Linked DNA regions of Mus musculus: region 2 is linked to region 1. The links are chromatin loops, found by intact Hi-C in ENCODE. Cell type or tissue: left cerebral cortex. All regions are shown on one strand.

Region 1 (8,000 bases):
ACCAAGCTAGTCACCAAGCCAGTCACCATGCCAGCATGGCACAAGAACCCTCATATCTGAGAGGTCAACTGTCAATGGCCTCTGGAGATGGAACACTGCTTTCCTTAAGGGTTCGGCCCTAAACACATAAGGATATGGTTATAGCAAGCTGAAATCAATGGACAAAAAGTTTGATTAGGGTGAGGTCTGGGAGAATTGGTGGTATCTGAGAGAGTCAGGGAGGAGAAATTTGTGTGAGTATGATCAAATATGTTTTATATGTATATATATGTATATATGTGTGTATGTACATATATATATATGTATATATATTTGAAATTCCTAAAATATTAATGTTATAGTAAACATTTTAAAATGACTTAAGGATTTAGTTTCTATGAATGAACTTTATTGCTTCTTGTAGTTTCTCAGTCTCTGTCTCTCTGTGTCTCTCCCTATCTTACAGATGTACAGAGAAAGAGAGACAGACAGACACACACACACTCTCAAACACACCCTCGACAGACAGACAGACAGACAGACAGACAGACAGACACACACACACACACACACACACACACACACACACACACACAGAATGATGTCCCATGCACAGGCAGTTGAGATGAAGGTGAAGTTCCCATTGCACTTCTTGTTTCAGTCTGCACGATATTGCAGAGGGACCTCAGGAGCATCCTGTCTCCAATTTATTTTCCAATCACTAGATGACACAGTGCCTCTGAGGTTGGACTCTAAAATCATTACTGCCTCTGGGAACAACATCCCGGGACCTATTTCCAAGGCTGCAGTGGATGTCCCTCTTCTTCCCTCCTTTCTTCCACCCAAACTGGCAGAAATCAGCAGAAAAACATTCCCTTCATGTCTGTTTGTTTGACAGTGTTCTGAGAGGGAACAAGGCCACGCCCAACCCGACTCCCTGTGGCTCTCAGTGCCTGTTCTGCAGTGCCTGGCATCCCAGAACACTCCAACAGATCTGCTTCTCCACCCTCCATCCCTCCAGATGGCAGAGAAATGAATATAGCATTCAAATAACAACACAGAAGAAAGCACCCTATAACCAGTTGATGCATATAAAATGTGTGAAAATCAGATTATACCGCTTATTTTGTCACTTAGAATTAGTTTCAGAGGTTTTCATTTTACAGAAATGAAAGAGCAAGGAAAACAAGATTATTCCTGGGGGGGGGGGGCTAATGTCTGCTGGTGGGGCATCTCCCAGAGGTGTATATCTATTTGGTTACATCAAATTTATCTCAAAGTAACACTGAATGAAAAGTGAACATATTGCAACAAATAAAATGCAATAATAAATAATTATATTTCAAATCATGGATGGTTCAATGTCTGGTTTAAAACTATGACCTAAGTCTATTTGCATTTACCTCTCACACAAATAAGCAATTCATGAACTCTGTTTAGTAAAGAAAAATACATCTTGTGAGAAGAAAACAAAGTTTGGAGACAGTCATGAAGATTCTACTCAAAGACTATTTCTACTAACTTCCATTCCTCTTAGCAAAGACACTGGTACTCACAGTCTGCCTTGCAAATAAGGGTGTGTCTCTGACTAGCTACACACACACACACACACACACACACACACACACACACACACACACATGCATGCATATATATACACACACAAATATTTAAGAGTTATTTTATGTGTGTATATGTGCCCTGAGTGTGTGTGTGTGTGTGTGTGTGTGTGTGTGTGTGTATGTATGTATGTATGTTTGGTACACCACACATGGGCAGTGCCCATGGAAACTTAAAGAGTGTGTCAGAGGCCCTGGAGCTGGAGTTATAGGAGCCTGTGTTCTGCCTGATGTAGGTGTTAGAAGATAAACCTGATTCTTCTGCAAGAGCAGCAAGTGCTCTTAGATATTGTGGCTCCATAGTTTATATATACATATATATACACACACATATATATACACACATGTATATATATAGTGTGTGTTTGTGTATGCGTATGTATATGTATTTGACTTTATTATTTATTTAATGTCCTTAGCATTTGCCTGCATATGAGTCTGGGTACCACTGGCTTGTCTGACTCCCACAGGGATGAGAGGAAGACACTGGATGCCTGAAAATGGAGTTAGAGACGTTCATGAGCTGCCCTGTGGGTGAGGGGACTTGAAACCAAATCCTCTGGAAAGCAGCAAGTGCTCTTAACCGATGAGCTGTCTCTCAGCCCCCAGTTCCTGGTGTTTTAAACATGATGTTCTGTGTTAAACATGAATAGGAAACCACCAACAAGAAGGTTTCCTCCCACTATGTCCTGATTTTCTTCCTCTTTCTTTGAAATAAAGCCACATTATGTAAGGGTAGTGATTCTGAGTATTCAGAGGACAGTACCGTGTGGGAATTTGCCAGAACCGGTATTTACCAGCTCAAGCTGTAAAAGAAAGCTGAGCTCATCTGTCGCAGTAAGAGGATGCATGTGTGAGAGTCACAATGGGAAGTACAGATGGGAAAGTCAGGACCCGTGAAGCCACCTATAGCTTTTACAGAGATTCTCAGCAAAATCTGGCCTTATTTGGAATATTTTATGCCTAACCTGCACATAGGCTACTTTATGCATTGTGTGGTCATTTTCCAGCACAGACTTGATGGATCAATATATTTCTTATAAGCATAGACATAGCAAAATCCCACTTGGCTCCCCTCTAAGACATAACAAGTACTAGTTTTCTGTTGTGACTCAATTTGACAATTCACAGTTGCATGTCTACATGAAGTACCCAGCGCGTATCAATGATAGTTTCTTATTCTCAGAACTGTGATCCTAGGTCCAATTGGAATGCTCAGGTAAAAGCTGAGTGCTACTGCATGGATGATGCTCTGGGCACAGAGGACGCCTTCAGAGCCAGCCTGCAACAGGAAGTGGTACTAGGTCTTCCCTCGTCTGCCCAGTGAACTAAAACACAGAAAGACACTGGCTGCAAGGGGTAGACTGCTCAATGATATAGGAATATGGAAGTACCTGAGATCAAAGCTCTATAATGAAGCACAATCTGTCCCTTTCAAGTTCTGAAGCCTGGACAAAATGACTTCGCAGGGCTGTCATGTAAAGCAGATATCAAGCCAAATGCAAGAAGAAGGTTGAGGCAGACTCTAGGTTGATTTCAGCGAAGGTGAGGTGAATAGGAACTAGATCCCCTGATTCAGGAAAGATGCTGATACAGCAGCCAATCTCTGGGGACCAGCATCCTCACTTCTACACTGTGGTTACTTTCTTCTTCTCCACAGAGAGGCTATTAGGCTAAAAGTCAATAAAATGGAGAAAGTGCTGAGTGGTCACCTCACAACACACAGACGAAGCGGACTGGCTATTCGCCCCAAACTCCCCATGTCCTGACAACCATCCAATGACATTGAACAAGCCATGTGTTTGTCCTCACCTAACTTCACACACCCCCTCACCCACTTCTATCCATCCTCACTCTATCTTCACCTTCTTCCTCCATTTCTCTCTCAATGGGGAAAAAAAAAACCCTAACAGCTCCCAAGATCTGACGCCTCTAATCAGGAGGAGGCTTGGGTGCTCATGTGCTTCTGTGAGAAAGCAGACACAGGAACCATGAAGCTGCCATCCCGCTCTGAAGACTTATGGTTGACTGTGCCAGGTCTGATCGATGTTAAGGACAAATGGCAAAAGCCACCGTATCACTTGAGTGACAGTAAAAACTCATAGGGGCTGGAGGGATGGCTCAGTGGTTCAGAGTGCCTGGTACTTTTATAGTGGACACAGAGGTGTGTCTCCCAGTGCTCACATCAGGTGACACTCAACTGCAGGTAGCTCTGACCTGACACGTCCTCCTGGCCTCTGCAGCTCAGTGGCATGTGCAATTAGGCACACATAATGCACATAAACTTTAAAATAAAAAGTGATATTATAGTAAAGAGAGTTGAATTCCTAGCTAACCCCTTGCATGGGTTCCTGGGATGTAAAAGTGACTCGACTCGTCTGCTCTCTAGTGCTCCTTGTAATGATGTGGGGAAATAAGCATTAATTTAACATTGACCAGTTAGTGTCCAATGCTGAATGTCACTGCTCTGTGCCTTCGCAGTGTGGGAGCCATGCTTCAGGTGCAGAAGTTGCCCATTGCTGTCCTGGCTCCTCTGTCATGCAGCCCCTTACTAAATGCTACTTAATTTCTGAACTGATTCACAGCCCAGAATAGAATCAATGGTGGAACCTCTTGTAGCAGCAGTACATTTTTCTTTCTTTCTTTCTTTCTTTCTTTCTTTCTTTCTTTCTTTCTTTCTTTCTTTCTGATTTATTTATTGTTATATGTAAATTCCCTGTAGCTATCTTCAGACACACCAGAAGAGGGCATCAGATCTCATTACAGATGGTTGTGAGCCACCATGTGGTTGCTGGGATTTGAACTCAGGACCTCTGGAAGAGCAGTCAGTGCTCTTAACCACTGAGCCATCTCTCCAGCCGGGTAGCAGTACATTTCCAACACAGGCTTTGCTTTTGGACCAGAAGGGTCTGATTACTCTATTAGGAATAACTCGGTTTCTAACACAAGTGATTTTCTGTTTAACCTAGAAATAAAATATAAATAAGCATGATGTCTGTGATTACAACTACTCATCTTGCAGCAGGAAGAATATAGATATAGATGTCTCCCCTTGAAAAGACTGAAGAAAATCTGTCTTCCATAACTAGAGAATGCAGAACTCATTAGCAGATGTACTTGGGGGGAAATCTCTCTCTCTCTCTTTCTCTCTCTCTCTCTCTCTCTCTCTCTCTCTCTCTCTCTCTCTCTCTCTCTCTCTTTCTCTCTCTCTCTGCCTTTCTCTCTGCCTCTCTCTCTGCCTATCTCTCTCTGCCTCTTTCTCTGTATTCATCTCTCTCTCTCTGACACACACACACACATCCTTAGTTCCCTCCCTCTTGTATTTTCAACTTTATTGTATGGAGAAAAAAAAAAAAGCTCAGGCTGGGCTAGTGAGGTGGCTCAGCAATAAAGAACACTTGCTGCTGTTGAAGAATTTCTGGGTTTGGGCTCCAGCACCCACATGGTGGCTCACAACCATCTGCAATCTTAGGCTCAGGAGATCCAGTGCCTGGTTCTTGTCTCTTGCCAGAACCAGACATGCACGTGATGCACATAGATGTAGGCACCCACAAATACACATGCAAGAAAAGTAATTTTTTTTAAGTAAGGAGAAAATATATTTGTGTGATGAGATGAAAATGCTTCCCTATTAAAATATATTTGATTTTCGTTTTTAAAAGTACCAATGTGTGTCTCAATTTAATACTCTCTTCCATTGCTATGCCAAGTAGCCCATCCTGGACACAGTCCTGGTAAGACTGATGCCAACCAGCGTACATCAATGTGCATCCCAGCTTCCTCCCATGATTGACACCAACCTATACACTGGGAATCCTGATTGGGTATTAGCACTGATAGTAGCTTCCCTGCTGGGAGAAGTGTTTCAGAGTCTCTCAGCGTCTGAACACACACACATACACACACACACACACACACACACACACACACACACACACACACACACACACCAGTGAACACTGGAGAGTATTCTTTACAGAAACATTACACGCCCTGAAACCTTTTACATCATGCTATGCTTAAACCACTACTCTACAATTACCTACTTAAAACTCCCAGCAATGATTAAGCGGAAATGACCTCAGCTCCCACAATCTTGCTAAACCATACTCTCTGTGGAGCTCACACTGATGTCTCAGGCTCCAGAGCGGGGAGCTGACATCACTCTGGGTTAGTAATTTCTTCCTTTTTAAATCCAGTCTCAGCACCGACGCGCAACCATGACAACCCAGCATGAGTAAGCGTCCTCCCTCAGACGGTGACTTAAAGTCCGACTTCCACCAAGATTAAATAAGAAGAAAAGGAAGGAGGAAAACAAAGGAGGCGCTTGAGTGGTTAGAGGGTGAAGTCGCGATTTCTGTGCTTGAGCTTGGGTTCTTGTGCTCTTGGTCATGGATGAGTATACCTGTGACACTTTCTCTGATGGGGACGTGAAGGTCATGCCGCTCTCATACACATTCTGATGTGTGCAGACATCTGCTCCCCCCTGCTTCTGAAATAGCATCTCCATGTTTACCCCATCAAGGACCCTGCACTTCTACTCAGAACAATAGACTTTAAACCTGAGGCCGTTTTGCAGTAATGCATGCCTCACAAAAGCTCGCCCTCTGTGTCACCTTTGACCTCCAATGAATCCAGGATTTCATTCTCCACTCAAATCCCCTTTTCCTAAAGACAGCCAATGATGCTCTCCTGATGTCACCTAAGGTGCCCTTCCATCTCTAGTGGGTGCCCCCATGTTAGTTTGCCTTAAGTTATTTCTTTCCTGTGCCAGCTCAGTGACTGCTGCCCCGGGCGCCTATGAGACACATCATGTGTAACACGGAACACGGGGAGAAGCTCTGAAACTCAAAACTTGGCCACTTGTTAAAGCTCAAAGGGGAGGTGAGGGGGTTGGGGGAGCAGAAGAAATGCCCAGAGATTCCACACTGTGTCTACTGAACGCAACCATCACAGTTCTCACAGGGAATAGCGCTGCGAACTCATGGAAGACCAATACAAAAACCTAAGTCATATATTTTCAGTTAATATTTGTATACTACCTCAATGTTTCATCTAAAACATGCCGCAGGTAAAAAAATTGACAAATACTACAGTAAGCTTTTTGTTCCGGTCACCCACCCAGTTTCAGGGTAGCAAGACCCAGCTGTCACCTCCAAGGTAGATGTGTGGCCTGGGATGATTGAGAAGAAGGTTCGGCTTCTAGAAGCCACCTAGGGTGACTGTGAGGCAGATGAGAGACAGAGCAAAGAGAAACTGGAGTGGGGTTCATGAGCAGCTCCCCCAGCCTGCAGGCCTGGCTCCAGTACGAACAGTTTGTTTCGCTCAAGACTGCTTCCTTACTCTGTGGGTTTTTTGAATTCTTCTCCTTTTATAGTTTGGATCTTATGTGCCTCCTAAATGCTCAAGAGCTGAAGGCTTGGGTCCTTGCCTGTGACTACTGAGAAGTGGTGGTCCATTAAAAGCTAAACCTAGAAAGAGGAAGCTGGGCCATTGGGGCTGTGCTTCACCCTTGAAGTAGGAGACACTGGGACCAAAGGGGTCTCCCTCTTATTTCTTCCTCTCCCTTCCTTTCCTCTCCTGTTCTTCCTGAGTGTCATGCAATGACTGGTTTGAGCTGTTGCCTCTATCTTCCCTTCTCTCCTCTTCCCCTCTCCTTTATCCACACAGTAATCTGACTGTCTTTATTCACACACATACATTGTGTGTGATGCTCAGTCTGCCAAAGCCCAAACACAACAGCTCTCATGGGCCATGACTATAGCTGTGAGCCACGGCAACCTTTCCTCTTCATCCTCCGTCTACCTCAGGTTCTTTGTCACGGAGCTGGAAAGGTGATCGATATGGGTACATCTTAGATGCTTTACAAAGTGTGAGTGAGCAGGCATGAATTGAGACAACTGACCAAGCTCAGTAGTTCTCTGTGTTGCTGTAAAAGTGGCTAGTCTCTTATGTTGCCTCCACGGTGCTAAAACCCACAAATCGCACAGAATGGCACGTTTCCAGTGAGCGCAGAGAGTGCTGGGCCTTGCCAAACATATCAAGGGGGTTTGTTTTTGCCAGGAAGGCTGGTGGCTACCACCGTGAGTCATACCTTTAAAACCCCAGCCATCTATTTTCATAGTCCGTAGGCCACTAACCTGCCAACCTTGCAGTTTACACCGCTGGAGAACAAGTCGACACCTCTCCTCAGCAGCCTGACCCTTCGTCTCGCCCAGAAGAACAGAAGCCAGTGGCTCGTATCTGTTGGGGAACAAGCACAAGAATAAATGACCATTCAGCAGATGATAAGATTTAACAGGGCCAGCTGGTCACACCACTTCTCAGATTCTTTCATTTTACCAGAAAATCCTTAAATATCTCATAGACTAGGTGCATACCAGCCAAGTGTAAATAACCCTT
Region 2 (8,000 bases), 85 kb after region 1:
CTCAAAGTCAGAAGATTGATGTCATGGCAAGATCATGTCATTCATATATATACATACACACACACACACGTGTGTGTGTATACATGCATATATATATTTTCCACAATCCATCTGCTAAAGACAGTGCTCTGCCCAGGGAGTGGCACTATTAGAAGGTGTGGCCCTGTTGGAGTAGATGTGGCCTTGTTGGAGTAGGTGTGTCACTGTGAGTGTGGGCTTTAAGACCCTCATCCTAGCTCCCTGGAAGCCCTTGTGCTAGCTGACTGGAAGTTAGTATTCTGCTAGCAGCCTTCACATGAGGATGTTGAACTCTCAGCTCTGCCTGCGCCATGCCTGCCTGGACACTGCCATGCTCCCACCTTGATGATAATAGACTGAACCTCTGAACCTCTAAGCCAGCCCCAATTAAATGTTGTCCTTATTAAAGAGTTGCCTTGGTCATGGTATCTGTTCACAGCAGTAAAACCCTAACTAAGACGGAGAGTAATTCAGAATTTACCTCTTGTGGCCTGAAGTCTAAGATTCCATTTTCAGAGACAGAGAAGTCTGGAACATTTTCTCATGAGGATTCCATAGAGCTACTGGCTCAGCTTAGAGGAAAGGGTCCAGAGTGCCACTGGTCCTTCAGTGAATTCTCAGAATGCCTAGGTTTTCACGGAGTGAAACCTTTCCTAGGATCATTAGTTTTATTTTACCTCTCTGGGTCATATCAGTATGATAAGATTGCTTGCTACAGGATACTGCTCTTTCCTTTATTACAGAGAGCAGACACTGAGAAGGACTTTGTAAACAGAGGGTAGGTTCCTGTAAAGGCTCCCATGTGCCCTCTAGGCTGGTCACACAGGGACAGTGAAAGGTGTCTGCATCTTCTAGCAATTCCTGGAAGACTTACAGAGTGAGAGCCTGAGAGAAGTCACTGCCAACATGAGGACCTGGGGTGGCTTCGTGTCTACAGAGTCCCTCAGGAAGCTTTGCATCTCACGACTCTACGTTTCCTCGGGCACATCTCAGGCGCTGTCCCAGAGCCTGGTGCTCACTGTCTTGAGCATAGCTCCTTAATGCACTGTGTCTGGAGCCCCGAGAGCAAGAGAGGCTCTCTGTTGAAGACAGGATGAACCTGTTTTATGAGCACAGTGGATGCTCTGGGAGACAGAGACCTCATGATGACATTCCCCCAGGGGACCGAATGAGCAGTTCAGTTGGGGGCTGAGTCTGTGGGGAGAGGGGCAGAAATGGTTGAAATGTGCCTTAATACAGGCAGGCTGTTCTGCACTTCCAACTTGTTTCATAATCCCCGGGAGCCCCGGGAGCTCAGCCCCTTCCAACTTCAGCTGTTCCAGGGAGGAGGCCACCTGAGTTCTAAGTGCTGTGTGGGTGAGTGGGCGAGTTTTCTTTTCTTCAAACTTAGTGTAGCGGAACATCCAAACTCACAAATCACAAAAGCAAGCAGAAAGCTCCGAAGGCTGAGCCTCTGTGTACCTCAAAGGAAATAGCAAGCATTAGCTTCAAGAGCCGAGGAAGTCGAGATTCATAAGTAAAGGCATTTCGCTCAGGATCCCCTTCATGTTAAGCTCAGAACAGGAGTCCAGGTCTCTGCTTGTTAGCCCTTGAGAAATGAAAACCCAGCTAGCAGACTCAAGTGCTGTACTCACAAATCAACAGCCCCGTCCTTAAATGCATTCCTGTGTTCAAACCAGGCTGTCTACGTTTTCCCAACACATTAGCCAGGGCTTCTGTCAGGGTGTCCAGGTTTTGTTATTGTTTTTCTTCTTACTATTACTATCCATTTCTGACAGTTTGTTTTTATTTTTTTTTTTAATGTTTTGTTTTTGTCCCTTCCTGATAATTACATTCTAACTCAAGCCCTCCTTTTGCATTTTACTACATTAAAAAAAAAAAAAGTTACTGCGTATATGTGAAGTACATAGTGTGGTCATAGATTCATGTGCGGGTGTGTGCACTGTGTGTGTGCATGCATGTGTGTGTGTGTGCATGCGTGTGTGCGTGTGCGCACGCGCGCGCATGCTTGTGTGCGTGTGTGTCACTGGTGTCGTGCTAGAGCCCCACTCCATCTCTCCATGGCAAGAACAGTGGTCACATTTAGCGTCTGCATCCCTGCGTGCCTCTCTGCTAGACTTGCACCTTTGATCAGCATTTTCCTGCCCCACACCCTGAGGCTTGAGCTTTACTGTGTGTTTTTAAAGAAAGCTCCTGGGTATCTTTACAGTTTAATGTAAGTATCGAAAACAGAGGTCTTTATCACCTGGAGGAGGTTTTAGATGGCGAGGCTCTGTAAGATGATGGATCAAAGTGCTGAGGGAGCATCCAAGCCACACTTGGAGGCACAGGTGCAGGGAAGAATAAGAATGGGGCCGGGGGACCGCAATGCAGCAGAGCGAGCGAGCGAGCAAGCGAGCAAGTGGCTTTCAGCCAGGCTGCCTGTCACTCACTAGCTGGTCTGCCAGTTCACTGAATGTGTTCACAGATGCACCCAAGCCCCCAGTTTAGCAAGAGCTGCAGACACCTGCATACCCAGATGTAAAGAATCAGAGGGCCGACTTGACCTCAGGCATGGCTCACATTTGGAAAAACTTTACTGTAATCCTAATTTCACTGAGCGTAAAGAAATTACTGACATAAAAAGAATCGACTCTAAACCTTTCCAACTTTAAAACAAACCTCTCCCTCACCAGACCCTGTTGTTTTATCTTTAAAATTGTCTTTTTCAATGTTTTTCTTGAATGTGTGCCTGTATGCTACATGGGGATCTTGTGCCAAGAGGGGCCAGAAGAGAGCCTTGGCTTCCCTGGAACTGAAGTTACAGATAGTTGTGGGTCACCACATAGGTGATAGGAATCAAATCTGAATCTTTTGGAAGACTAGCTAGTGCTCATGGCAGCTGACCCTGCCCCCTCTGCCCCCCCCCAACCCCCCCAATCCTTCTCATGCTCTTCCTTAGAAGAAGCACATCAGAAAAATGCATGGTTTGGAACAAGATCTATCAGGGGTCACATCCCAAATCCTTCTCTTTGTTGCTGTGAAATCCCACCATTTACAAAAGCCTATGTCTACATTTATGTAAAAACAGAAAAGAATAATACTGATCCAATGCCCCATGCCAGTGTACAGAATGACAGTCTAGTTCCTAACATAACTTAACATCATGTTTAATATATGATAACCACAGCCAGTGCCCCCTCACCATGGATCCAGCTGCATACCCGAAGAAGCCAGGCTTAGATTGGTGTGTCTCCAGGGAAGTGGGAAAACCTCCTACTGTGATTCCAACCCGCTCTAGCAGGTTTCCCTTACTGGATACAGTCTCCTCAGTCAAGAAACATTTATGAAGCAAAAGCACTTAACTAGTTACTGACATAGCCTGTGTGGACCTCCCGACACTGGGGCTCAGCACAGAGCATAACATGGCTTTTTGTTCAGAGACAGGATCTCTAAGGGCCAGGGTGCCGACTGTATTCCCCGTTTTTATCCCTCTGGGGTATTGTTTATTCTGACATAATTTCCATTATGCCCCACTGACAGGCATGGGGAGTTAAGGAACAGATTCCATTAACTTCTCTGAGCAGGGCAGGTCACAGGCGCTGGGAGGTGGTTGAACAAAGATGAGAGGAGCTTCCAGAGTTCTGTCCTTAAAAAAAGATGTGTGCTGACTTCCCCATTCAAGAAGAGCCAGGAAGAAGGATGGAGAATGTTTATCTGCCATAAAAATCATCTAGTCACTCAGAGGTTTTATTTAAACAATCTGGTTTTAGACGGTATTTTCAAAGACTAGATGCCGTCATTGACAAGAAAGCTCATGACACTTGATGTTACAACAGTCACATCTCTACAGATCAGTTGAATCTCCTGAAAACACTGAGTCAGGACCAAAGCAGACAGGCCTCCATTACTTATACCGGTCACATCATTCTTGAAGACGATTCACAAGTGTTATGACTAATATTTAAATTCAGCTATGACTTTGTCCAAGGTGTTTGGCGATTTTTATAGGACATTGCATTTTTACCACTATTTTCCATGTGGTTCTGACAAATCTCATTTGGGTTTTAGAATGTACCAGGGGAATTTGGTACCAGAGGAAAAACCTTTGCACTCCTCCTGCTCATCCTATTTGGAACTAAAAATGCCCACACAGGACCATGAAATGCAACTACAGAGGAAGATGGCCAGCTCTTCAAGAAATCACCGTACGTGTCGGTGGGAGAGGAGTGGCTGGAGCCAGAGGCTTGTTTAGAGAACAGGTTTTGCTTCAGATATTTGCTAGATTACAGAGTTTGGGTTGTCATGGTAATCAGCAGAATGATTTAAACAAGTCTACCCAGAAATAGAAGTCACTTGTACTGTATTCATAAGAATCAGAGAAATCTCTTTATTTAATGAAAAGAAAATTCTCAATTTGAATGAAGAGAAACATGGTGTGTCAGATTCACTTCTCTGACAAACTGCTTGTTATTACATCTCTTAAATGGCAGAAAGACAAAATATTTAGAACTAAAACACATAGAAAACTTATGGAATGAACCCGGAGGTACTTAGAGGGTAGTTTATAGGCCCAGAGAAAAGAAAATCATTTAAAAACGCCAAACAAACATTCAGTTTGTAAGCTCAGGGAACAAAAGAAAAATTCTCAAAATGAGCAAAAATAAGAACACAGTAAACTAAAAAACAGCAAAAAGAACGTGAGACTTGACAATCAAACAACAACAACAAAAAAAAATGCTTTTTTAGAAACAATTCTTACAGGCTAATTTTGAGCTAGACCAAGACACAAACTATGTGAAGTGCAAATTTCCACCTCAGTTACGAACTTACTAAAGACCATAAAGGCACACCTGTAACCGATGACACAGAGTAAGTGTAAGGCCTTGAAATGGGTAGGCTTGTGGGAATCATACATGACTCAAAAAATAAATAAAACTACGCAGTCACATTCAATCTGTTCCCTAACTGTTGGACGGCATTAGGAACACTGGAGAGAGGACTAAAACACAGACTGCCGCTCATACTCATTAGTATGAATCTAACAGCCAAGAGATCTACCAAAAGCAAGAACTAGAATCCCATTTCACCCATGAAAACAAAAACCAGCTAAACCAAACAGCAGGGATGGAGCCCTTGCTGAGAGAATGAGTCAAGGAAAGAAATAAAACAGCCAAACAGAGAGCTGAGAGGTTGAGAGCACTGTCTGCTATTGTAGAGGGCTGGCTTTGGATCACAGCACCTGCATGGGCTCACAACCATTTGTCACTACAGCTCCATGGGATCTGATGGCTCCTTTGCAGTCGGTGGCCATCAGGCACTCATGTGGCACACACACATACATGTGGCACACATACACACATGTGATGAACATACATACACATGGTGCACATACATACATGTGGTACATACACATACATACATGTAATATACATTTATATACATATGGTAAACATACATATGTGTGGTTCACATACACACAAAGAGTCAAACACATATTGAACACTAAAACATTTAAAGCAACTAAAATATTGTAAAGAAAAAATGGACTTAGTGAGTTATATGTGTGCATTTGTGCATGCCTGTGTGTGTGTGTGTGTGTGTGTAACAATAGTAATTAAAGGAGAAGTCATGAATTTGAGAGAGAAAGCAGGGAAAACAGCAGGAGTTGTGTGAGAAGAGTTGGAATTGACATAAATATAGAACGCCTATGTCTTTGCATGTGTGGTTGTGCATGCCTTAACCCTAGCATTAGAGGCAGAGGCAGGTGGATCCCTGTAAATATGAGGCCAGTCTGAATCACTTATTGAGGTCCAGGCCAGCTAGGGCTATGGGATCCTGTCTTAAAAGGAAAACAAAACAAACAAAAAACAAAGTCTCATATTAAAAGTTAAATATTAATTAAAAATAGACACACTGAAGCAAGGAATGAGATGGTTGTCATAATCCCACTAGACTTTAATAAGCTTACATGAAACATAAGAGCTCCTCAGGACAGATAACTGTGGGAACGTTACGTAAACACGTTGCATAAGGGCAAGTCTCAGCCATACTGCCATCATTTTGGAAACAAGACAAGAAAGATGTACCATCAGACACGCCCAACTATTTGGAAGTGCTGGTCAGTGCAATAAAGCATCGAGAGAAGCAGGGGGCACAGAGGGAGCAAGCACTCTCTGACTGTTAGATAACCCTAAGCTATTCCAGCAAACCCCCTCATCAGAACTGATAAGAAAAGCCTAGGTGGGATTTAGGATTTCTGCAGAGAAGATCACCCTGGAAAGTTCCCTGTTCAGCATCTCAGTCACTGAGACAGAGCAGAACCGAGTTCATGGTGGTGACATCGAGTGGAGCGAAACGTCCAGAAAAAGAAAACCAGGGAGCGAGGGACACTCAGTGAGCTGAGGAGAAAGCAGCGGGCATTGCTGACTGTGTGAAAGAGCCCGGACAAATGCTGCAATGCCGAAGCTTGCCCCAGAGGGACAGGCTCCCCCACAGTCATTTGTGGATGTGCTCTGGCTGGTATCCTAAAAGAACGTCTCATGAAAATCAAAATTAATACAGGATGTACGGAAGAATAAAGATCACCAAAACACTGGAAACCACTAAAAAGAACCAACTTGTTAAACAGTGTTATTTGTGTGATTTCAGTCAGGTTGAGACCCAGGGCGACTGAGCAAGGATACTAATAAATAGAGCAGGGATCCCCGAGTGCTCGAATCAAATAGAAAATTGTTCCAGACCCTCTATACAAAATAATACTTACAAAGTGCTGAAAATCTCAGTTTTAGGGAAAATGTAAAACACCCTTGTACCAAGAGAGGACAAGCTACGATACGTCTGAAATAAGACTAAAACATGCCTTACATCTGCGACACTCTCGGGGCCGCAGTGTACAGCTGTCACTTGCGCTTGCTGGAAATGCAGAGTCATGCTCTGACTGCAGTCATGCCACGAAGGCCCCGCCCAGTGGGATCCTGAGCGGGCACCGAAGCTGCACACAAGGATGCAGCTGGCAATGGGGAGAAACGTGGAAAGAGACTTAGCAGTCGTCTGCAGGTGAGGTTTCCACATCCATGGGAATTATTCAACAAGTAGAAGCAGCAGCGAGACTACTCTTGATGGGCTACCGTGGTTAAGTATCAAAGCCAACATGAAGTTTAAAAACACAGGGCAGAAAATACACTTCGGGCTGGTGCTTGTGTGCTCCTCTTCTGTGCCTGTTCCTATGCAGCTTTTATGGAAGAAACAGTTGAGGAGCCAAAGGGATGCTGGGAAGGCCTGAGTCAGTTCTACTTTGCTAGGAAACAAAAAGGACCTATGCTTTCAGCTCTAAGTGTCTGTCCCTTCAGTCCCATTAAAAATGCAACACCAAGTGTTACTCATGCTAACTTGCGGCTGCAGGTGGACATATGCATCCATGTTACTTTCTTTGGATTTTTCAATCTTTCCTAGCAAAGGATAAAAGCTGGCCATTGAGAAGGGAGGTGTACCAAAAGCTATTCATTTTAGTAATGATATTACTCATTAGATGGAGAAAGAAATGCTGAGGGAGACTACCTCCATCTCCCAGCAAAGGCACCACCACCATTTTATTATCTTTTATGAGGCATTTAAAAATTAATAACATAAATCCATTTATTAAGAATTAAGTACTTTCAGAAGGATTAACAAAGAATGTATAAACCGTCTCTCTAAAACTCGTGCTTGCTTCTGGATTTTTACTGTGTATTTCCTGCAGTCTTTCATCTGCCTCACGCTTTTCTGGGGGTAACTTTAGAAGCTGGGACTCTTAGAGTTTAAAGTTTCATTGTCAACTCTCAGGGAAGCGTTAGGAGGAGAGCGGTCAGCGTTTATTGTAAAATGATGATCCCACCTCATTCTTAGACACATAGGCTCTCTACAATTTACAGTTTCCTGTTTCTGTATTTATTAACGAAATCTAGATAGTGTTTCCTTTAACTATAACACATATCAAATGCCAACTGTAGTGGAATGAAAGT

Evidence for each region. Peaks named below come from ENCODE experiments on the same cell type or tissue, not always from the same donor. Only the 100,000 strongest peaks of a DNase experiment are listed, where the experiment ranks them.
Region 2: it touches region 1 in a loop (2.4-fold over the local background); 2 of 42 quality-filtered maps call a loop at or near these places.

Annotation. Positions count from the first base shown.
Region 1 is chr8:10,532,826-10,540,825 of GRCm38, reverse strand. Myo16 (myosin XVI) reads right to left here. Exons shown (of 35, transcript NM_001319151.1): 28 at 7,739-7,841. Among named protein-coding and RNA genes, the nearest start is that of Gm51561, 110 kb to the right of the region's middle. In left cerebral cortex, a CTCF peak has its summit at 4,445; DNase peaks (open chromatin) are centred at 5,044, 5,793, 6,944, 7,615 and 2 more places; H3K27ac peaks cover 1,900 bases.
Region 2 is chr8:10,447,685-10,455,684 of GRCm38, reverse strand. All of the region lies in intron 20 of Myo16 (myosin XVI), which reads right to left. Among named protein-coding and RNA genes, the nearest start is that of Gm51561, 21 kb to the right of the region's middle. In left cerebral cortex, no CTCF peak of the experiment used is centred here; DNase peaks (open chromatin) are centred at 4,108 and 6,943; H3K27ac peaks cover 769 bases.